2 separate regions of the Homo sapiens genome follow, and region 2 is linked to region 1. A link is a contact called in ENCODE Hi-C data. All regions are on one chromosome and are shown on one strand. Each heading gives the region's core, a stretch centred on a gene start or an enhancer-like site at or near the end of the contact. The rest is flanking DNA. Distances are from core to core; before and after follow the strand shown. Region 1 overlaps LINC01483 (long intergenic non-protein coding RNA 1483). Region 2 holds the start of KCNJ16 (potassium inwardly rectifying channel subfamily J member 16).

What was found. Hi-C counts contacts between places; a loop is a spot of excess contacts on that map. Pooled maps may share reads with other maps.
Region 2: a map of Caco-2 shows a loop between it and region 1 (2.0-fold over the local background). The contact joins the promoter of KCNJ16 here to the enhancer-like site in region 1. A Hi-C loop is called at or near these places in 1 of 168 maps with a recorded cell type or tissue (Caco-2) and 1 of 50 pooled maps.

Annotation. Positions count from the first base shown.
Region 1 is chr17:69,898,694-69,903,236 of GRCh38, reverse strand. LINC01483 (long intergenic non-protein coding RNA 1483) reads right to left here. Exons shown (of 5, transcript NR_109972.1): 5 at 237-495. Among named protein-coding and RNA genes, the nearest start is that of LINC01497, 61 kb to the left of the region's middle. Within about 2 kb of position 2,281, at least 2 of the 41 ENCODE cell types and tissues checked have a DNase peak (open chromatin) inside an H3K27ac peak, as active enhancers do.
Region 2 is chr17:70,072,919-70,077,461 of GRCh38, reverse strand. KCNJ16 (potassium inwardly rectifying channel subfamily J member 16) reads right to left here and starts at 2,237. Exons shown (of 4, transcript NM_170741.4): 1 at 2,072-2,237. LOC105371881 (a long non-coding RNA gene) reads left to right here and starts at 2,655. Exons shown (of 3, transcript XR_934952.3): 1 at 2,655-4,236.

The DNA.
Region 1 (4,543 bases), core at 1,032-3,531:
AAAATCGGAAGCTCATAGAGGTTAGTCTATTTGCTTGAAGTCATACCAAGACTAGGTGGCAGAGCTCGGAGGAAAAAAACAGGCCAAAGGTCCGTGTTTCTCCATGCAGCCATCTAAGATGTTCCCAAAGAAGTGAACCGGGGCCGGAGGGGGAGACCAATGGGCGGTCTGGTTTCCATTCTCAGCATATCATCGTTTCCCTTGCCCAACCTGGTTGAGGATCGGTCCAAGGGTCACAAACCAGCAACCTGTTAGCCTAATAAGAACTGCTGACATGTTTTGTTTGACTCGCACGGCTTTAAAAAAAACAATTCATGTTTGAATGCCCTTAAACTGGGCTTGTATTTTCCACTTCAGCCACAACACACACCGCTCCCTCTGGCTTAGAGCGGCGTCCTTCGGGATCCTGCCGGGTCCCTGAAGACATTTGATTTTTCAATCGGTGATTCAGACCAACAATCCAGTGGGAATTTAGCTGTGAGGCAATGCAGTGTGCTAGAAAAAAAAAAAAAATCATAATATCAGACAGCTATAGATTCACACCCAGCCTTATCATTTACCATGTGCGTGACCTTGAACAAGCTTTTCCTCTCCTTCCCCATCTGTAAAGTGGAGAGAACAGTATCCACTTTGCACTATTGTTGGGAGACCTGAATGAGAAAAGCTATATAATGTACACAGCATAGGAAACACTAAATGTATGGCCATTATTATAAAGCAGGGATCAGTAGGCTTTTTCTGTAAAGAGCCAGATATTTTAGGCTTTGTGGGACGCGTGATCCCTATCAGGACTCCTCAGCTCTGCCTTTGTATTATGAAAGCTGCCATGGAAAATACACAAATGAATAAGCATGGAAAAGAAAATCCCAGTGCAATTATATTTACAAACACAGGTGTGGGGGGTGGGGGAGGATTGGGGCATCATTTACTAATCCTTGTTATAAAGTGCAATGGTCTAAATGTTTGCATTCCCCCAAATTCATACGCTGAAATCCTAAAGCCCAGGGTGATGGAATTAGGAGGCCAATTTTAGAAAGGTGATTAGGTCAAGGGGGCAGAGCCCTCAGGAATAGGATAAAAGAGACCCCCAAAAGACCCTCACCTCTTCTGCCATGTGAGGGTACAATGAGAAGAGAGTCATTGTATTAGTTCATTTTCACACTGCTATAAAGAACTGCCCAAGACTGGGTTTTTTAATAAAGAAAATTGACTGACAGTTCTACATGGCTGAGGAGACCTCAGGAAACTTACAATCATGGCAGAAGGTGAAGAGGAAGCAAGAACCTTCTTCACATGATGGCAGGAAAGAGAAGAGTGAGTAAGAGCAGGGAAAACTGCCTTATAAAACCATCAGCTATTGTGAGAACTCACTCACTATCATGAGAACCACATGGGGAGAACTGCCCTCATGATCCCATCACCTCCCACCAGGTCCCTCCCTCGACACCTGGAGATTGCAATTCAAGATGAGATTTGGGTGAGGACACAAAGCCTAACCATATCAGTCATGTATGAGCAAGTAGGCCCTCACTAGATATTGAGTCTGCTCGTGCCTTGATCTGGACTTCCCAGCCTCCAAATCTACGAGAAATAAATTTCTGTTGTGTATAAGCCTCTTTGTTGTGATATGTTTGCTGTAACAGCCCAAACGGACTAAGACATAGAGGATTTTTATACCCCTCCTTATTCTGCTCTGTCACTTCCCCTCAATACCTCCCCACACCCCAAAGGAGCCCTTTAGTTATGGGGCAAAGACTTTTATACGCTTTTGATATAAGCTGTAAGGTGACATTACAATGATACTAGCTGCCATTTTCAAGTGTGCCCACCAGAAATGAGAAAGAAGGAAAAATCTTCAGTGGTCTTATTTCTTCCATGAAATAAACCAAAATTGATTTTCCTAGGGAGTGAGGCATCTCCAGCAAGGCCAGCCTTTCTTGGGTCAGATGTCTGCAATTACAAATTGAAGTGCTCTTCCCTGGACTTCCAGAATCTTAGGGACTCAAAGGCTTCCACGGGAAAACTGCTTCTCCCCAGCAGATTCAAGGACTCAAAAGAGATGGAGCAAGGTCTCCTGAGTGAAGCCTGCCCAGCGGCTCTGTCCCAACATCTGAAGGAACAGGAAGCTTCTACACCCTTGGCATTGAAGAGCCTCTGAGCAGCGATATAGCCACATTTCCCATCCTTTGACCTAATCAGGGCTTTGATTTGCAGGCCGTGAGGGAGAGGCTGCTGTGTTGTTCCCACTGGGCTATTTTTGGGACCTGGCATCAGAGGGAAGGACAGAGTTAGCAATCGGTACTCCTGGGCAGTGCTGAGCAGGACCTCTGCGTAAGCCCCGTAGTAAACTTAGGTCATTTCCTCTTACAAATCTCCAGAGTTAAACAGCACCAGAAACTCTGAACGAGGGTCAGATATGGAGGAAGCCGAAGGCTTCATTTTTATCAAGAAATCTTTTTTTTTCTCTCTACTTGCTTTCATCTCAAATTATCAGAAATAAAATTTGTAAAATAAAAGAACTTGCGGCCGGGCGTGGTGGCTCACCCCTGTAATCCCAGCACTTTGGGAGGCCGAAGCGGGCACACTATCTGAGGTCGGGAGTTCAAGACCAGCCTAACCAACATGGAAACCCCGTCTCTATCAAAAATACAAAAAAATTAGCTGGGCGTGGTAGTGAATGCCTATAATCCCAGCTAGTTGGGACCCTGAGGCAGGAGAATTGCTTGAACCCCGGAGGTGGAGGTTGCAGTGAGCCGAGATCATGCCATTGCACTCCAGCCTGGGCAACAAGAGCAAAACTCTATCTCAAAATAAATAAATTAATAAATAAGTAAAATAAAAGAACTTTCATGTTTTGGGAGAGCATAGAATGGAGACCAAATTAATACACAAAAGGACGAAACCTTGGGTTGGCAGGGAGGCAACAAAACCACTGAAACACTCATTGAGTTTCACTAACTCTTTCATTTTTTACCCAGGTATTAGCAGTTTGTTTCTAATCTAGGAAAAATAGGCTAAACTCGGCAAAAGGTGGTTCTACCTTCCTTCCACACTATGGGCAACAGTCCTAATGATGAGGGAGGTTACTAAGAAAGGAGACATCCTGAGTTGTCCTATGATACCCCTCAGAAGAGTCATCAGAGACACCACAGACTGCCCGTCATCAGGGCTGCCTTCATCAGTGTACATGCTGGACAGTCACACAGGAAGGATCTGGAAATCAGAAGGGCTCCGTGCTTGGTTTCCTGCTCTGCCATCACATCTTGAAACCCTTTATTATGTTTGACCTGTCTTCTCTTGCCCTTCCTTTCTTTTTTTTTTTTTTTTTTTTTTTTAAGACAGTCTCACTGTGTCACCCAGGCTGGAGTGTGGTAGTGTGATCTCGGCTCACTGCAACCTCGGCCTCCTGGATTCAAGCCATTCTTGTGCCACAGCCTCCCAAGTAGCTGGGATCACAGGCGTATGCCACCACACCCAGCTAATTTTTGTAATTTTAGTAGAGATGGGGTTTCACCACATTGGCCAGGCTGGTCTTGAACTCCTGGCCTCAAGCGATCTGACAGCCTCAGCTCCCAAAGTGCTGGGATTACAGGTGTGAGCCACCATGCCTGGCCTGTCTTCTCTTGTTCTTCTAAAACAGTGTTTCTCAACCCTTTTTTCCCCCATTTTCACTCTTCCAACAAGGCTTCTTAGGCATTTTTTTAACTAATCAATCCTCCCATGAAATTGTAATATAAGTACACAGTATTTCTGTTTATATATTTTATGTTTATGTTTCATACATTAAAAGAATAAGATTTTTTTGTTTCCCAATAAACAAATTTTTTTCCCTATTGGGAATGATATTGCACCCAGTGAGAATGCAAATTCAAGATCTAGGTAACACAACTCAACCACAAGCATCTATGCAGGAACACGAGTGAAAGTAATAATAATAATAATAATTAATATTAATAGATATATGTTATTGAGTCAGGCACCATTCTAAGTGCTTTACATTTATTAACTCATGTAATACTATTTTAAAATTTTATTCTAATACCCATTCTGCAAATGAGAAAACTGAGGCACAGAGAATTTAATAACTTGCCCAAGGCCAGTCACATAGCAAATGACAGAGCTGGAATTTGAACATGTGTTTCCTGGCTCTGGAACCCCATGAGAAGTGCAGGTTCAATTATTGAGCACACACCAAAAGGTGTACATTTCTCAGTATGCAGTATGCCGTTGGTAGACAGAGACCTTTTGAATAAAGACACGGTGACAGCTCATTGGCACGTGCTGGTAAATCTTCAACTGCACTAAAGCCTCTGCAGAAGAAGCAAAAGCTCTCCATGGGCCTAATGATGCACAATGTTCATGGTGATTTCTAATACTCGAAAAATGCTAAGTTTTCCTCGAGACGGGAGGTATGGATTTACAGCAAAATATTTCCAGATTGTCTCCTGGGACATGAGTTGGCCAATTCTTCTTTGCTTTCATTCTCAAAGAAATGCTGCAGGGCTTGAATTGGAAGAATCTTGAGTTTGGGGTTTTAACAACT
Region 2 (4,543 bases), core at 988-3,487, 170 kb before region 1:
TCAGAAACCTTTTTATTTACTCCATTGGGTACACTGGAGGAGCCTAACTTCATTTGCTCTCATGCTTATGCTAATTCTGCTCATTCTCACATCTATATTTTGTTCACTTGTATCATCAGCCTGTCATCCGCAATACTCCTCACTGTCTCTCCACTTATCTAAATCTACGCTTCCCATGGTCTTTTCTAACATCTCAAAAACCTTCTCTGACACTTGTAGCTTGCAGAATCGTATCTGTCTTGGTAAATATTATGGCACATCTACAGGACCTCATGTATTCCCTGCTACTCCCACTCCTGCAATTTTGCTTCAGCCACACTGGCCTCTTTGCTGTTTTGTTAACTCGCCAGGCACACCTCAGCCTTAGGGCTGTTCCATCTGCCTGAACTGCTCTTCTCCAAGGATTCTACGTTGCTCACTTCCTTGCCACCTCCAGGTCTTTGGCTAAATATCACCCCCTTAGTGAAGACTTCTTTGACAGTTCCATTTATAAATGGAAAATGGTGGGAGGTAGCTTTGAAGATGGCTCCCAATGATCTTCTTATGCTGGAACTCAAGTTCTTGTATGAGGACAAGTGGTAGGTTTTACTAATTTAACAAAGAAAATACCTGTATTATTTCGGTGCCAAATATTTACTTTCAATGCCCTTTATATATTTTGCCTCAAACTATACTTTTTTTCCATTTCTAATTTTCAATTAATTTATATCCAGGTCTTAGCTTGTACTCACCACTAATCTATATAATAGAAGAAACATATATTTTTCAATATCCTTGAAGACTCTTGTTCTCTCTCATGCTGAAATTCTTGTTGAGAAAAATGCATTAAAATAGAATATTGAATTCCTCTCCCAAAGCAGTCTTTTCTTGCAGTTTCAAAGGTTGTCAGTCTTGTTGTATATGAGACTAATAATCTTAGATTTATCACAATTATCGTGTTCTAAAAATAAACAAGCAGGATTACATCTCTAAGTTACTCAGGCTCTCTTTCTCTTTCTCTCTCTTTTGATTTGAATTGAACTCTGGACCTTGTTCACTTTTAAATTCTTTTTGGCTGAATTTCAGGAATTCCTTAAATGTATTCTGCAAAACAGCTGTGGTTTGGGTACTTCATGTTCCTTTATTGGTTAAAATCTGACATAAAGAGTGGCTAGTCTACATTTCCCATACTAAAGTAACAAAGGTGCATTCATACATTTTTTTCTTCTTCAGGATCTGGCTCTTACTAGCCATAAGAGTAATATTTAGCAGAAATACTCCAATACTCTTTTTCTAAAGACCATTCAGTCCATGTAATACACATGATCAAAATTCATCTGGCTTATAGAAATGTTATTGTTTACTACCTAAATATACCAACAAGGAAAACTGTTCAATTATATATGTCAGAGAATTCGTGGCATCCAGAGAGCAAAGTTTTACAAGCTCACACTTTTCTGACTAAATACTCAAAACAAAATTTTAAGATTTTTAAATGATAAGAAAAAAAAAAAAGCTTTAGAGGGATTAAGGTGAAAACAAAAGGAGAAAATTCTTCACTTTCAATTTATGTTAAAATAAATCTAGAAAAAATAGATCTCTTATTTCCTTTCAATGATTATAGACAACTATAAAAAAAAGTTAACGTGTATTTTCTCTGAGCTTTTTAAGAGGGGGGTATAAAATACATATTTTTCAATATTTGCAATTATATGTTCATAAGTGCATACAGGATGCAAAAATCTGGTTTTGAAAGACATTGCAGAATACTCCATGTGGTATGAATATAATAAAGCCACTTTTAGACATTTACAAATATAATAGCAGGCAAGGGCTGTTTAACAGACTCTGTAAACACCAATGTGAGACTACTTTTAACCAAAGCTTCAAAATAACTTAAGGAATATGACACACTGTTTGATTCCTACTTAAAGCACTTGGATAAAAAATTAAATTATCTTAATTGCATTTAATTGATCATTAATATTTACGTTTGCTGGAAACAGAGTGTTGCTGCTCCCCAAACACAGATGCCAGCAAGAGCAAAACATAGGCTGAATGACATTGTATCCATAGCAATAATAGCACTTACCTTTATTCACTCTCCCCACAGAGAATCTATGAGCTAGGTGCTTTCAGCTGGGCAATGGTAGAGAATGCTCTTTAGTTAATAATAAAGGAAAGAAAAGCTCCAGACACCAAGAACCTGGGTTAACCATTGACACCGGTTTGTTCCTACAGTTCCTCCCTGGGAATCTACATAGGTAGCCCCTGGCGTCTTATCAAGCAAGCCATAGCCAGTCAGCTGTGGCAGTGATTACGTCACCACCTCTGTACCTCTGGAGGAGGTACAGTGTGAAGGTCACCCAAGTATATCCTGACTAAGTTTTTACTTGATCAGGGATACAAAGGAGGAAGATTTGCTGGGCCAGAACTATGCTCAACAATGCCTGTAAGTGACTCAAATATTTACAGACAGGATTGTTGAGAGACGACCTATGGAAATGCTCCTGCTAGTTTTCAGACTCTGTTGGAATAGTACAAATAAATCCCTTTCATCAGAACTCTTTGTCTACATCTTAACAGCTGAGGATTGGGATTGCATGCTGACGAAAAGCGAGACAGGATAATGACAGGTAGCTAAGCATCCATTCAGTCTTTTATTTACCAAACCTTTAATGATTATTTTTCCTGTGCTGCCTAGTTCCAAAGAACATGAGTTCACAGTTGATTAGCCCTCTGACTAATCAACATGGATGGCAGAAATTGGGGTTGGAAAGTCTTCCTTTCCTCAACCCCAGGAATCAGAGCTCGAGCCTGAGATGGTGAATACAATGCAGGCTGTGGTATAGGTTTTGCCTGGCATTGAGTCCTAATGGGTTAAATAAAATGGTGAGGTGATCCCGTGGTCAGTGCTCTCCAGGAGGTAGAAAAGTGAGTGATCAGGGAAGAGGTAGACTTATAATGCTAGAATCAAGAGAAAGATCCAGAAAATGTGAAAAGCAGCCATGGGGAACTAAACAAATAGCAACCCTAGGCTCTTCAGAACCTGGGGGAGTTGTGTCCAGGAATGCTCAATAGAAGTGTTATGCTAGCAAGGAATTAGTTTTTCCTTTGCTTCACAGAGCGGTGGCAGCCAGGGGATCTAGGGAACCACATCAGGCTTGGTTAACACTGCAAATTTAAGAGGCCTTTTCTAGGTTCTGACAATCGTTGCTGTTTGACGGTTGTTAGAGTTTTGTTTCCATTTTTAAAAGCATGAACACTTGAGGAAGTGGACTTCTATGTTGGCACCGCCACTTACTAGCTGTGTGACACTGAGAAACTGCTTAACCTTTCTGCAACTCCATTTTCTCAACTGTCAAATGGGGATGATAATAGCAACAACGACAACACCTACCACAGATAGATAATTCGTGTTCCAAACTCATAGCTGTCACTAAGGTATACATATTCTGATAGGAAGACCTATTTTGCAATCTGTTACACAATATCTGCAGAAGAGTTTGAACTCTCCAAGGGACCTATCTTTTCATTCATCCATAAATCTCAGGTAAGCAGTGAATGCAGAGGTTGCCTTTTCTGTTAAAAAAAAAAATTGAAGACTAAACAAATGCCTACATTTCCATAACAATTGCAGCAACTCTCATTGTGGTTTATCCATGATGTTGTTCAATATTATCACTTAATGCTGCTCAATTACTGCCTTGTTTGAAAGCAGAGCACACTTTGTTAGAGTTCTATCTCAAAAGACTTAAAAAAAACACACACGCAAAAATGGACAGGACTCCATCTGCTCTGCAAATACAATTTCAGGAAAGGTGATTTTATGTGGGTGAGCATTTAGATTGATCTGAGAAGACGAGGCATCTAAACACAGCGTAAAAACAGACCATGGAGAAGAGCAAGACGGGAGGCAAGATGGGGAAACTAGATGGATTCCCAACTCCAGCTGAGTCAGATCGCCATTGCGTGGCTTCATTCCTTTGTTTGAAGTAAATTCCCAGAATATCAGACACACCCATACTCACATGTAAGTAGAAAAACACTTTCTAAAGCCAAATAAATAAAAATGATATCTGGATTGGCTTTTCTGTTACATGTCTCTGCCTCCTCAGTCTACCTTAACTGATAATTAACTTCATTGAAGTTCAACTTTTGTGAACTTTAATCCTCCCCCAAACAGAAAGACAAACTGAGGCAAGTTGAGGAGGCATGTTCAAGATTTGTCAAATTACAAGAATTTGTTACTTGAATGTAAGTGATAAATAATTATCTCTTTCAAAAATCTGTAATGTATTGCTGTTCTGTGATTTTAGTATTGGCCTAAGAGGAAGTTACATTGTACAAAGGGGTTACTTGTTAGAGAGAACACTCTAGCTCCGTCACTGGAAGACTGTGGCTTGCTTCCAGTTTTTGTAAGGACTCCCAGCTAAGAATGGTTTTTACAATGATAAATAGCGGGGGAAAAGTAAAAGAAAACTAATATTTGTGACATGAAAATGATGTGAAATTCACATTTCTATGTCTGTAAATCATGTTTATTGGTAAATATGCCTATCCC